2 separate regions of the Homo sapiens genome follow, and region 1 is linked to region 2. Evidence: chromatin loops called from intact Hi-C (ENCODE). Cell type or tissue: endothelial cell of umbilical vein. All regions are shown on one strand. Each heading gives the region's core, and the rest is flanking DNA. Links, peaks and the distances in the headings are about the cores only. Region 1 has its middle 13 kb from the start of CHIC2. Region 2 has its middle 71 kb from the start of CHIC2.

Evidence for each region. Peaks named below come from ENCODE experiments on the same cell type or tissue, not always from the same donor. Only the 100,000 strongest peaks of a DNase experiment are listed, where the experiment ranks them.
Region 1: it touches region 2 in a loop (3-fold over the local background); 6 of 110 quality-filtered maps call a loop at or near these places.

What each region holds. Positions count from the first base shown.
Region 1 is chr4:54,074,526-54,079,912 of GRCh38, forward strand. It overlaps a transcript of CHIC2 not described here. Among named protein-coding and RNA genes, the nearest start is that of CHIC2, 13 kb to the left of the region's middle. In endothelial cell of umbilical vein, for the core only: no CTCF peak of the experiment used is centred there; no DNase peak of the experiment used is centred there; H3K27ac peaks cover 1,450 bases.
Region 2 is chr4:53,991,278-53,996,664 of GRCh38, forward strand. No RefSeq gene overlaps it. Among named protein-coding and RNA genes, the nearest start is that of CHIC2, 71 kb to the right of the region's middle. In endothelial cell of umbilical vein, for the core only: no CTCF peak of the experiment used is centred there; a DNase peak (open chromatin) is centred at 3,274; H3K27ac peaks cover 1,994 bases.

The DNA of each region.
Region 1 (5,387 bases), core at 266-5,265, 83 kb after region 2:
GCTTCATCTGGGAACTCAAAAGAGAAGTTGTTTCTATGTTCTCCCACTGCCATCTCCACCTACAACACACAAACACACACACACACACACACACACACACACACACTGGCCTTACTATGGTGTTTCTTCCCTATTTTTAATTTTTTCTTATATTTATGTGATTTTTTTTCTGAATATGTCTACTTTTTGAATTCATACTTTTCAAATTTCTTTCTTTTCTACTTTATTGGCTAGTATATCTCAACCTCTTCTTAACCTGAGTGACTCTTAGGTAGAACTAAAATGTTTTTAAAAATTCTCAGCTGGGCACAGTGACTCATGCCTAAAATCCCAACACTTTGTGAGGCCAAGGCAAGAGAATTGTTTGAGCCCAGGAGTTCAAGACCAGCCTGGGCAACATGGTGAGACCCTGTCTCTACAAAAATACATTTTTAAATTAACCAGGTATGGTGGCATGCACCTGTAGTCCCAGCTACTCAGGAGGCTGAGGTGGGAGGATCACTTGAGCCAGGGAGATCAAGGCTGCAGTGAGCTGTGATTGTGCCACTGCACTCACCTGGGCAACAGAGTGAGACCCAGTCTCCAAAAATGAATAAAAATAAAATAAAATAAATTCTCTCAAGTCAGTTAACTTTAAGGTGTCAATATCCAGGGTATAACCTTGCTCTCAGTGACATTAAGCACATAAAGAGATACCTGAATTTGAGCTTTGAGGATCATCTGGTGACTCTGCACTTGATATATTTAAAGATATCAATGTGTCCTTTGAAGCTATAATGGACTATGAGGTAATCTGAAGGTCCAGAAAACTAAATACACGTTAGTTACTGGACGAATAACTTAGTCTTGGAGAAACAAAATAGTTTTAAGTGAACGTCTTCAGAAATCTTGCTATTATCTTTTTATGCTGTAGTTAATCACACCATTGGAGGATATTTGGATATGAACATGTAAAGGAATGCAATATCTTTATTCAGAAAAATAAGGGGAAAAATCAGGCAAAGAAAAAAGTAGAAAAAATATTTATTTATTTTTATTGTTATTTTGAGACTGAGTCTCACTCTATTACCCAAACTGGAATGCAGTGGCTCCATCTCAGCTCACTGCAACCTCTGCCTCCTGGTTTCAAGCAATTCTCGTGCCTCAGCCTCCTGAGTAGCTGGGATTACAGGCACCTGCCACCATGGCTGGCTAATTTTTGTATTTTTAGTAGAGATGAGGTTTCACCATTTTGGCCAGGCTGGCCTTGAACTCCTGACCTCAAGGCCCGCCTCGGCCTCCCAAAATGCTGGGATTACAGATGTGAGCCACTGTGCCGGCCATATTTATATCAGTATTTACATACTGCTTAATATTTTATAAAACATGTTCATTTGCAATGTCACATCTGACCCTCACCATACCCCAGTGCTGTAAACAGAGAGATATTCATCCCATTCTATAAACTTCAGAGAAAACTTAAGTTAAATGACTTACTCAGGCTGGGCATGGTGGCTCACACCTGTAATCCTAGCACTTTGGGCAGCTGAGGCAGGAGGTTTGCTTGAGCTCAGGAGTTCAAGAACAGCCTATGCAACATAGCGAGATCTTGTCTCTACTAAAAATTCAAATAAATTAGGTAGGCGTGGTAAGGCACAGCTGTAGTCCCAGTTATTTGGGGGGCTCAGGCAGAATTGCTTGAGCCAGGAAAGCCAAGACTACAGTGAGCCATGATCATGCCACTGTAGTCCAGCCTGGGCAATAGAGTGAAAATCTGTCTCAAAAAAAAAATTAATTAATTAATTAAATTAATTTTTAAAAATGACTTACTCAGCTCAGATGGCCCCTAAAAGCTGAAATACAACTAAGGTCTAAGACTTCTGCTGTAGGTAAATGTTTCTACTGCAAGGGAGAAAAGATAAATAAGAAGGAAAAAATATAAGCAATGAGAAAATAAAGCTAACTGGTTTTACTCAGTATAATTAGCAATTGTTGAGTGGTTATTTTAAAAGTCTATATGCTTCCCCAAAGATTTTACAATCCCATGATGATATTTAAGAAACTGGGCATTTCTCCATCAGCCAGGAAGGACATTGGTGTTGAGGACAATAACTACCACGGCTTCCAGTGTTTTGAAGAAATTTCAGATGCATAGCCTTTTGGCCAGGTGTCTGTGATTTCATATTGTCAGAGCATTTCTTGTAATGCTGGGGGTTGCAGCTCTCTTAAAGTTTACATTGCTGAACCAAGAAAGCAGATATATGTAGATTTCTACAGAAACTATGATTCCATGAAAGATTTTGAGGAGGTGAAGAGGGCTGGTACCTTTCAGAGTGCAAAGTGATTTTGGAATGTTAAGAATGTTTTGGGATTGAGTTCCTCAGAAGTTTGTCACTGACCTATGTTCCTGAACTATGAAACATGAATATGTGGGCTAAGGAATCATTTGTACTGATAAATAAACAATTAAAAATTTAAAAAAAGAAACTGAGGAAACTGGGTTAACTCAACAATTGTCATCCTTGTTATCATCTGTGTAATGCAGCTAATTATAGTACTCATTCATAAAGTTGTTGGGAGGATTAAAATGATACAATATATGACAAGTACTCAACGTTAGTTGTTATTGAGGGTGTTGTTATTTTAATCAGGATGGACAAAATTCTAGATAAAGAGTAGAAGATATGCGTTTTCATGCTGTTATAATCAGCCAACTATAAATTCTCTTCCTTCAGTTCTTTTTTTCTAGAGAATGAAGACAATATTCCTTTCTAGTTGCCTCCTTCACAGAAAAAATTCACCAGAATGGATTATGTTCTCAGCACCGTCAAAGCCTTGTAGAAACACAAGAAGATCCTGCAACCATTTTTCTCTTCCAGTCTTTCTCCTTGCCATTCTGAGCAGAGCCATATTGCAGTGCAGTGGAAAGGGTATATGAATGGTCATTCATTCAGACTTACATGGCTGTCTGGCAATTTAAGAGTTCAATGGCTGAACTGGAAAGAACAGCCAGCATGATTTTATTGTTTTCTGAGAATCAAATGAATAGTTCACACTATCTATGCACCTATCATCTAAGGAACAGACAGGTTATTTTGCTGAGGATGAGCATAGTCACTAGCCTGTAAGAGGTTTCTCCACAAGAATATGCTTCCTCAAAATGTACTTGCAAGGCTGTTGAGGCTACTACTCACCTTAGACATGATCCCACTTTGGCTCAAAGATCCCACTCTGCCAGTGGTTCTGTTAGGTCTCTATAACTTCATTTCTATAGCAGCCCTCCTGCCACCCGGCTGCCAACTGTGAGGACCTGTTGTTCAAGGGCGTATCACTTGAGCAGGTGAGCATTCTTATTAGTATCACAGAGCAGCTATCATTCACAATTACAGCATGAATGTTGACTAAATCAGAGACCATTCAAACCCACCTACACCCTGTGACATCAGCATGTGGTTCTATTCTGCCCTGCCTGATTTTAGATGCTTTAGGAATGATGTAACTTGGCAAAGAAATCCTAAGTCAAAATTTTTTTGATGATAATCTCAGATCAACTGAGAATGATGCCAATCAACCCATGAATGTAATGTGTCTCACATGTGGGATTCTATAATTAGTGCTTACTAATAGAGGTTTCTTCAAGTTACTGAAATGAGTTTACAAACTTTAGGTAGCTCAGGACCCTACCCTCATGTATATGTGAGATTTCATTTTTATAAATGCCACTGTCAAAGGGTCAGATGTTGCTTTTTATTCTCGTTGCTAGGATGGTCAAAATCAACATTTTGATGGTTGTGTTGAACAGAGCAGTCCAGTCAGATTTAATCCAGTCATATTAGGATCATGCCATTAGAGAACAGTTCCACAATCTTTTCTAATTCCTCTTTTGTTTCTGGATCATAATTAAAATAATATAGGAACAACCTTATTAATAAAGCTTGAATTAGTTTGTCTGTATTGAGCTGGCCTTTCATTTTTCTGTCATACAACCTTAAAAGATCTCTCATGATTTATTTATTTATTTATTGTTTTGAGACAGAGTCTGTCTCTGTCCCCAGGGCTGGAGTGCAGTGACACGATCTTGGCTTACTGCAACCTCCGCCTCCTGGGTTCAAGCGATTATCTGGCCTCAGCCTCCCAAGTAGCTGGGATTACAGGCATGCACTACCACACCCCGTTAATTTTGTATTTTTAGTAGAGATGGGGTTTCGCCATGTTGGCCAGGCTGGTCTCAAACTCCTGACCTCAAGTGATCTGCCCACCTTGGCCTCCCAAAGTGCTGGGATTACATAAGTGAGCCACCGTTCCCGGCCTCTCTTATGATTTGTTAACTATTATCTTTATGTTTTCCTACATGACATTAAATTATACAATCTTTGAAATTTTACTATATACTTTCTTTTCCATGTTAGTGTTAAAACTTCCCCTTACAGAGCCGGGTGCGGTGGCTCATGGCTGTAATCCTAGCAATTTGGGAGGCTGAGGCAGGCAGATCACTTGAGGTCAGGAGTTCGAGACCAGCCTAGCCAACATGGTGAAACCCCGCCTCTACTAAAAATATAAAAATTAGGCAGGCATGGTGGTGGGTGCCTGTAATCCCAGCTACTCAGGAGGCTGAGGCAGGAGAATTGCTTGAACCTGGAAGGCAGAGGTTGCAGTGAGCTGAGATTGCGCCACTGCACACTCGAGCCTAGGTGACAGAGACTCCATTTAAAGCAAACAAAGAAACAACAACAACAACAAAACTTCCCCTTCCAGAAAACTTTTATCCTTTCAGACTTAAGCTAAAGTCTGAAACCACAAAACTCCTAGAACAAAAAATAGGGGAAAATTTCCTTGACGTTGTTATTGGCAATGATTTTTTTTGGATGTGATACCAAAAGTACAGGCAATAGAAACAAAAATAAAGAAGTAGTACACTGCATCAAATCAAAAAGCTTCTGCACAGCAAAGAAAACAAGCAACAAATGAAAAGAAAACCCACAGAATAGAAGAAAATATTTAGAAACCACGTATCAGAGAAGGGGTTAGTATTTAATATAGAAAAAGAAGTCATACAACTCAATAGTGAAAGACAAAAAACCTGATTTAAAGATAGGCAAAGGACCAGAATAGACATTTTTTCAAAGAAGATGTACCAATGTCCAGCAGGTATATAAAAGGTCCTCAGCATTACTAATCATCAGGTAAGTGCAAATCAAAACCACAATGGGATATCACTTCACACCTGTTAGAATGGCAATTATTAATATTTTCATCCCTGAGAGGTCTCAGAAATAAAAAAAAACAAATTAAAAAATAAAAATTTTTTAAAATAGAATGGCTATTATCCAAAAGATAAAAGATGAGTGTCTGCAAGGGTATGGAGAAAGGGAACCCTTATACACTGTTGGAGGAAATGTAACTTGGTA
Region 2 (5,387 bases), core at 155-5,154:
TGGAAAGGTCAGAACTGGCAATATAAATCTGTACATAAGATGGTATCTAAACCATGCAATTAGATGAGATCAGTAGAAAAACAGAAAAGTCTTGGGCCTGAGCCTGGAGCACACCAACACTTAAGGCTTAAGAGGAAGACCTACAGCCAATGGATAGAGCAAGAAGCAAGAAACTGGGAGAGCATGCTGTTAAAGAAGCCAAGAAAAGACAGATAGTGCATGAAGAGGACTTAATAAATGCGGCAGGAGTTAAGAGAGAGATGACTGATTTGGCAAAGTGGAGGTGTTTGTAATCTTGACAAGAGCAGTTTCAGGGAATGGTGGGATCCAAAACCTAGTTTTAGGGTCCATAGAGGTAAGCTGGAAATGTGAGGAAATTTTTGAGCAGGTTTCTGTGAAGGTGTGAGAGAAGTGGCAAAAGAAGATGTGAGGTCAAGGGAAGGTGTCGTTTTGTTTACAAATGGGAGGCAGAAGAAAATGTTTGTATGCTGATGGAATGGTCCAGTAGTCAGAGGCTGGTGTTGGAAAAAGTTGAAGAGGGAAGTTATGACACAGTAATTTTGGAGAGTAAGAGAACAAACATGTTTGTGAAGCACAGTAAGATCTTTGGGTAGTACCTATTTGAAATTTGTGGTAATGGATTTAAAATGAAATTAGTCAGCATTGGCTTCAGATTTTTCTCCAGCCCCATTCAGCTGTTAGGTGTAAGCGCAGAGTAAAGAGATGGAGCAGTGCTTAAAACAAGTTGGGACTCGCAGGTAGGAGACTATGACAGAGAGTAGACGAAGTTGATACGATTACAGAAAAGCAATTGCTAATGATAGGCTATGATAAATTCCCAAGATATGTGTTTATTAAATGTTTGATGAATGACACAGACCTGGAATCAGACTTTACCCATTCCTAGAAGGGTAAGTCGCTGAACTTAAGTCAATAATTCCTTTACAGAATTTCTGAGAGGACTTAATTATAATTTTTGTATAGTGCCTAAAATAGGACCTGGCATTGAACAGTCACTCAATACATGTTAGTTTTCAACTCCACTTTCCAAGTACAATTTCTCTTCCTCGTTCAGTTACTCAACAATCATTTCTTCAAAACAGTCTGTGCCAGGCACATACTGGGCGCTAAGATATAATAGCAAGGCTGATAAGAACCTGCTTTCATGGTATAGCAGGAGAAACAGATATTTTACAAATAACTAAACTTAATATTTATGTTCAGTTGTGATAAACACTGTGAAGACTGACCTAGGGAGATGTTGAAAACAGATTTTTAAAACTTTTAAACTTTTGTAAAAATGTTCAAAGAGAATCTGTTGTTAGAAGTTTAACATTCTGATTTAACTGTTTTGAATACGAAAAATACAAACTCAAAGTAAACATCTAAAATATAAGGCAAATCTATCCATATAGAAAAGGAATAAGAAGGTACTGACCAATGAAGTTGAAACAACACTGTCATATTAATCTCAAAAATGGACCAAACTGGCCTTTATTTTAGGGTCAGAATGCATGTGAGAGTTGGGCTCAATTCTTTTAGAATTGTTCCTTAGGATACTTCTTAAGCTTTAACTTTATGCCAGGCATTGTGCTAAGTGACAGAAAGAGAAAAGCAGCCCTTGGCATCCAGGACTTGGCTTGTTATTACCAGCTAGGCCTTGGTGTTCTCCTGTTGAACATAAACAATCTCACAGAAGACCATCAGTCAAGGTTACTCTGTGACCATGATGAAACAGAAAAGACCTCTTCACATCTTGTGTAATAAGACAAAAACAAAGTCGCAGTGCAAAGCACAAAATACTAAATATGAGTGACTGCTGCTTCTTTACAAATTACGGCTTTCACTTAGCTTCGTGTCTCCCACCTCCTAAATGAGATCTATTCAGACCAATCATAAAATTACCCCACTTCCTTACAGAATCGAAATCCAGTGCAAACTCTTGCTTGAATCCTTCCCAAATCACTCATCACAAGCCCAAATCCTGAAAGAAGGCCTTTCCAGCACTCAGGAATCCCTACAATGTATCTCTAGTTTCAACAAACAAAAAAACCCAACTTTGTTCAACTCCTTGTGTGTTCCTAGTGGTCTCCTGTGTTGAGTGGCATTACCAGTGGAATATATGCATTATATTGTGTAATCCTCATAAGTACTTCTTGAAACAGGTACTATTAACAAATCCATTTTACAAATGAGGAAATGGAGGCACAGAGCTGTTAAGTAACATTTCCAAAGCCACACAGCTGGAGAGTGGCAGAACCAGAATTAGATTCCAGTCTGACCCCAGTGAGATTCCCTGATAATGTTCCAGATAATTATTTAGAATTGTTAGTAGGCTAGTCTTTCAGTTTAACAAAGGGCAAAACAGTCTTTCTATACCTCTATTCCTTCGATCTTACATACTCTTTGGTCTCATTGCTAAACAGTGAAACAGTTGAGTTCTTTATTTAAGGAATTTTTACTTGCTAGCTTTACAGGTTAAAACAAATTAACATTGGAGCTTGCTAATTTTGGCTTATTTCAGGGTCAGAATGAGCTTCATCAATGACAGATTTGACCAGGTCCACTCACATTCTCAAAATCTTTCAATAGCTTCAGGCTAGAGTCAAAAAAATTTCAGCATGATACACTTGTCCCTTCTCCCTTTCCTGACCTTATCTCTTGATGCTTCTGCACAATTCATTAAACAGGTATTTTGTACCAGACCATCTCCCCATATTTTCCAATCATACAGAAATCATCAGTACTTTTTTAACACAGCCTTTTCATGTGTTAAGCTTCAACCCATGCAACCTATGACCTTTCCACCCCAAATATATTGCTCCTTTGAAGATCCACCCTATCACTTACTTTCCTTGATTATTAGCACTTTTCATACCATGTTACATGCTTATTCCTCCAGCCTCAACTCTTTAGAAACCAAAAGGCATTATTCTCTTTGCTATCCTTTATACTTGGCATGATGCCCGAGGTTGGGCCAAGCTTAGACCTTAGACCATTTCTTCACCAAATTCAAATGTCTCCCATTTCTTTAGTAATTGGTATGGTTTGGGTCTGTGTTCCCCCACAAATCTCGTGTTGAACTGTAATCCCCAATGTTAGAAGAGGGGCTTTGTGGGAGGTGACTGGATCATGGGGGCAGATTTTTCCCTTGCTATTCTGGTAATAGTGAGTTCTCACAAGATCTGGTTGTTTATAAAAATGTGTAGTACCTCCCCCTTCATTCTCTCTTCCTCCTGCTCTCGCCATGTAGGAAGTGCCTGCTTCCCCTTTGCCTTCTGCCATAAGTTTCCTGAGGCCTCCCCAAAAGCCAAGCAGAAGCCGTCATGCTTCCCGTACAGCCTGTGGAACTATGAGTCAATTAAACCTCTTTTCTTTATGAATTACCCAGTCTCAGGTACTTCTTTATAGCAGTACAAGAACAGAGTAACACAGCAACACATTTCTAGTTCTGTTACTGCACTCAAAAAATCTAAGTTTAATAAATTGTGCATTAGTCATAATGGAGGACAATTGGTTTTCAGATTATTTTCCAAAAATTTATTGTGGATCAGAAGATAACTGGATTTTTTGGATGTGTGCTTCTCAACCAGCAATGTAAGTTCAATAGGTCTTTGGGTTACAGCAGTGTCAACTCTTAAAGTAAACTACGATTTTTTTTTTTTTTTTTTTTTTTTTGAGGAAGTCGTCTTCTGCTTTGCCAGGCCACTGGTTATACATGATTAGGGGACACAGTGTAATAATGAGTCTCCTTGATAACTAGTAATAATGAATCCTAATACCAAAATGCCAATACCAAAAACAAAACACCTCACAGTAGAATGATTACTTGGGGAAGCAGACTGAAGAGCATAGGAACTAGTTACTACTCTCTTTTGTATATTGAAACTTGAAATTGATGCAAAAGCAATAAAAATATTCTTTAAAGCTAAAAATGTAGTTGCTGGGGATAACAGAAATAAAGTCATACAGCTAGTGTGAAATAACTGAGACAATTTATCTATTTAAATATAATGGGCTGTCCTATGAAGAAAAACATATCAAAAGAGTGGCTTTTAAGCATAGATTAAAAAAATTGGTCCAGATTCCTTTCAGTTTCAGGAAAAAAGGTTAATCATGTATTTTAAAACTGTTAAAACTAGGGACAAAGAAAACACACTTGGCATTAAAATGTCAGTAAGTTTTTGAAAAAGATTACCTTGGAAAAGCAATTTTTGTGAGTAAATAAATTTGCTGTAATAGTATGTTCTATCTTCTTCATATTAGCAGTCTCCTATTTCTATAGGATTTGTTTAAAAAACTTCAACAATTATATCAAAGTTTCAAAAAGTTCAAAGCCTTAAACCTCTTGTTGAAGAAAGCAAAAGAACCATTTTGTCAAAACAAACATAAAAACTCAAATTCTGAAATCTAAATGTTATTCCAAGACTATGATTGACTTCCTCTATCTCGCCAACACTTTTAACTATTTAAAAATTGTCTTTTTCGTTGTATTCCGTTTTAAGCTGTTATGATTTTATATATCACCCCAAAATACTCTAAATAATTTTTTTTTTTTTTTGGCAGGGGGACTGGGTCTCATTGCTGCCCAGGCTGGAGAACAGTGGCGTGACCACGGCTCACTGCAGCCTCAACCATCCTGGCAGCTGGGACCACAGGTATGCACCATCATTCCCAGCTTTTTTACATGTTATTTTTATTTGTAGAAATGGGTTCTCCCTATGTTGCCCAGGCTGCTCTCAAACTCCTGGGCTCAAGGGATCCTCCCACCTTAGCCTCCCAAGTAGCTGGGACTACAGGCGCATACCACCATGCCTGGCTAATTTTTAAAAGTTTTTTTAGAGATGGGGTCTCACTGTGTTGCCCAGGCTGGTCTTGTGGGCTCAAGCGATCCTTCTGTCTCAGCCTCTCAAAGGGCAGGGATTACAGGCGTGAATCACTGCAGCCAGCTCTTTAAACAAATTTTAACATACTATTAAATTATCAGTAAATAGGTTTTAACAATGTCAGCTCCTTTACTTCATCTTTCTGTTCAATTAATTAAAACCATTCTCTAATTGATTTTGAATGATTTAATGTCATTTGATCCTGATACAAATTTATTCCAAAAATGCAATTTTGATGAGAACATTAGAATTTTAATTAACATGGACTTACTAAAAAAAGTAGTTCAATAGGGGAAACAAAGGAAAGAACCAAAACACTGTTCATGTCTATCCACTCATGTGTGAAAATGTAGCATTCAAAAATGACAGCACATTTGAAGCATAATTATAGGGACACCATAGTGGTGGAAGAAGACAGTGTAAGAAAGACAACTGTCAGAGTGCGGTACTCTGGAACATCAAAAGGCTATATTCGTCATTGATGGCTGTTTCTTTGAGAAC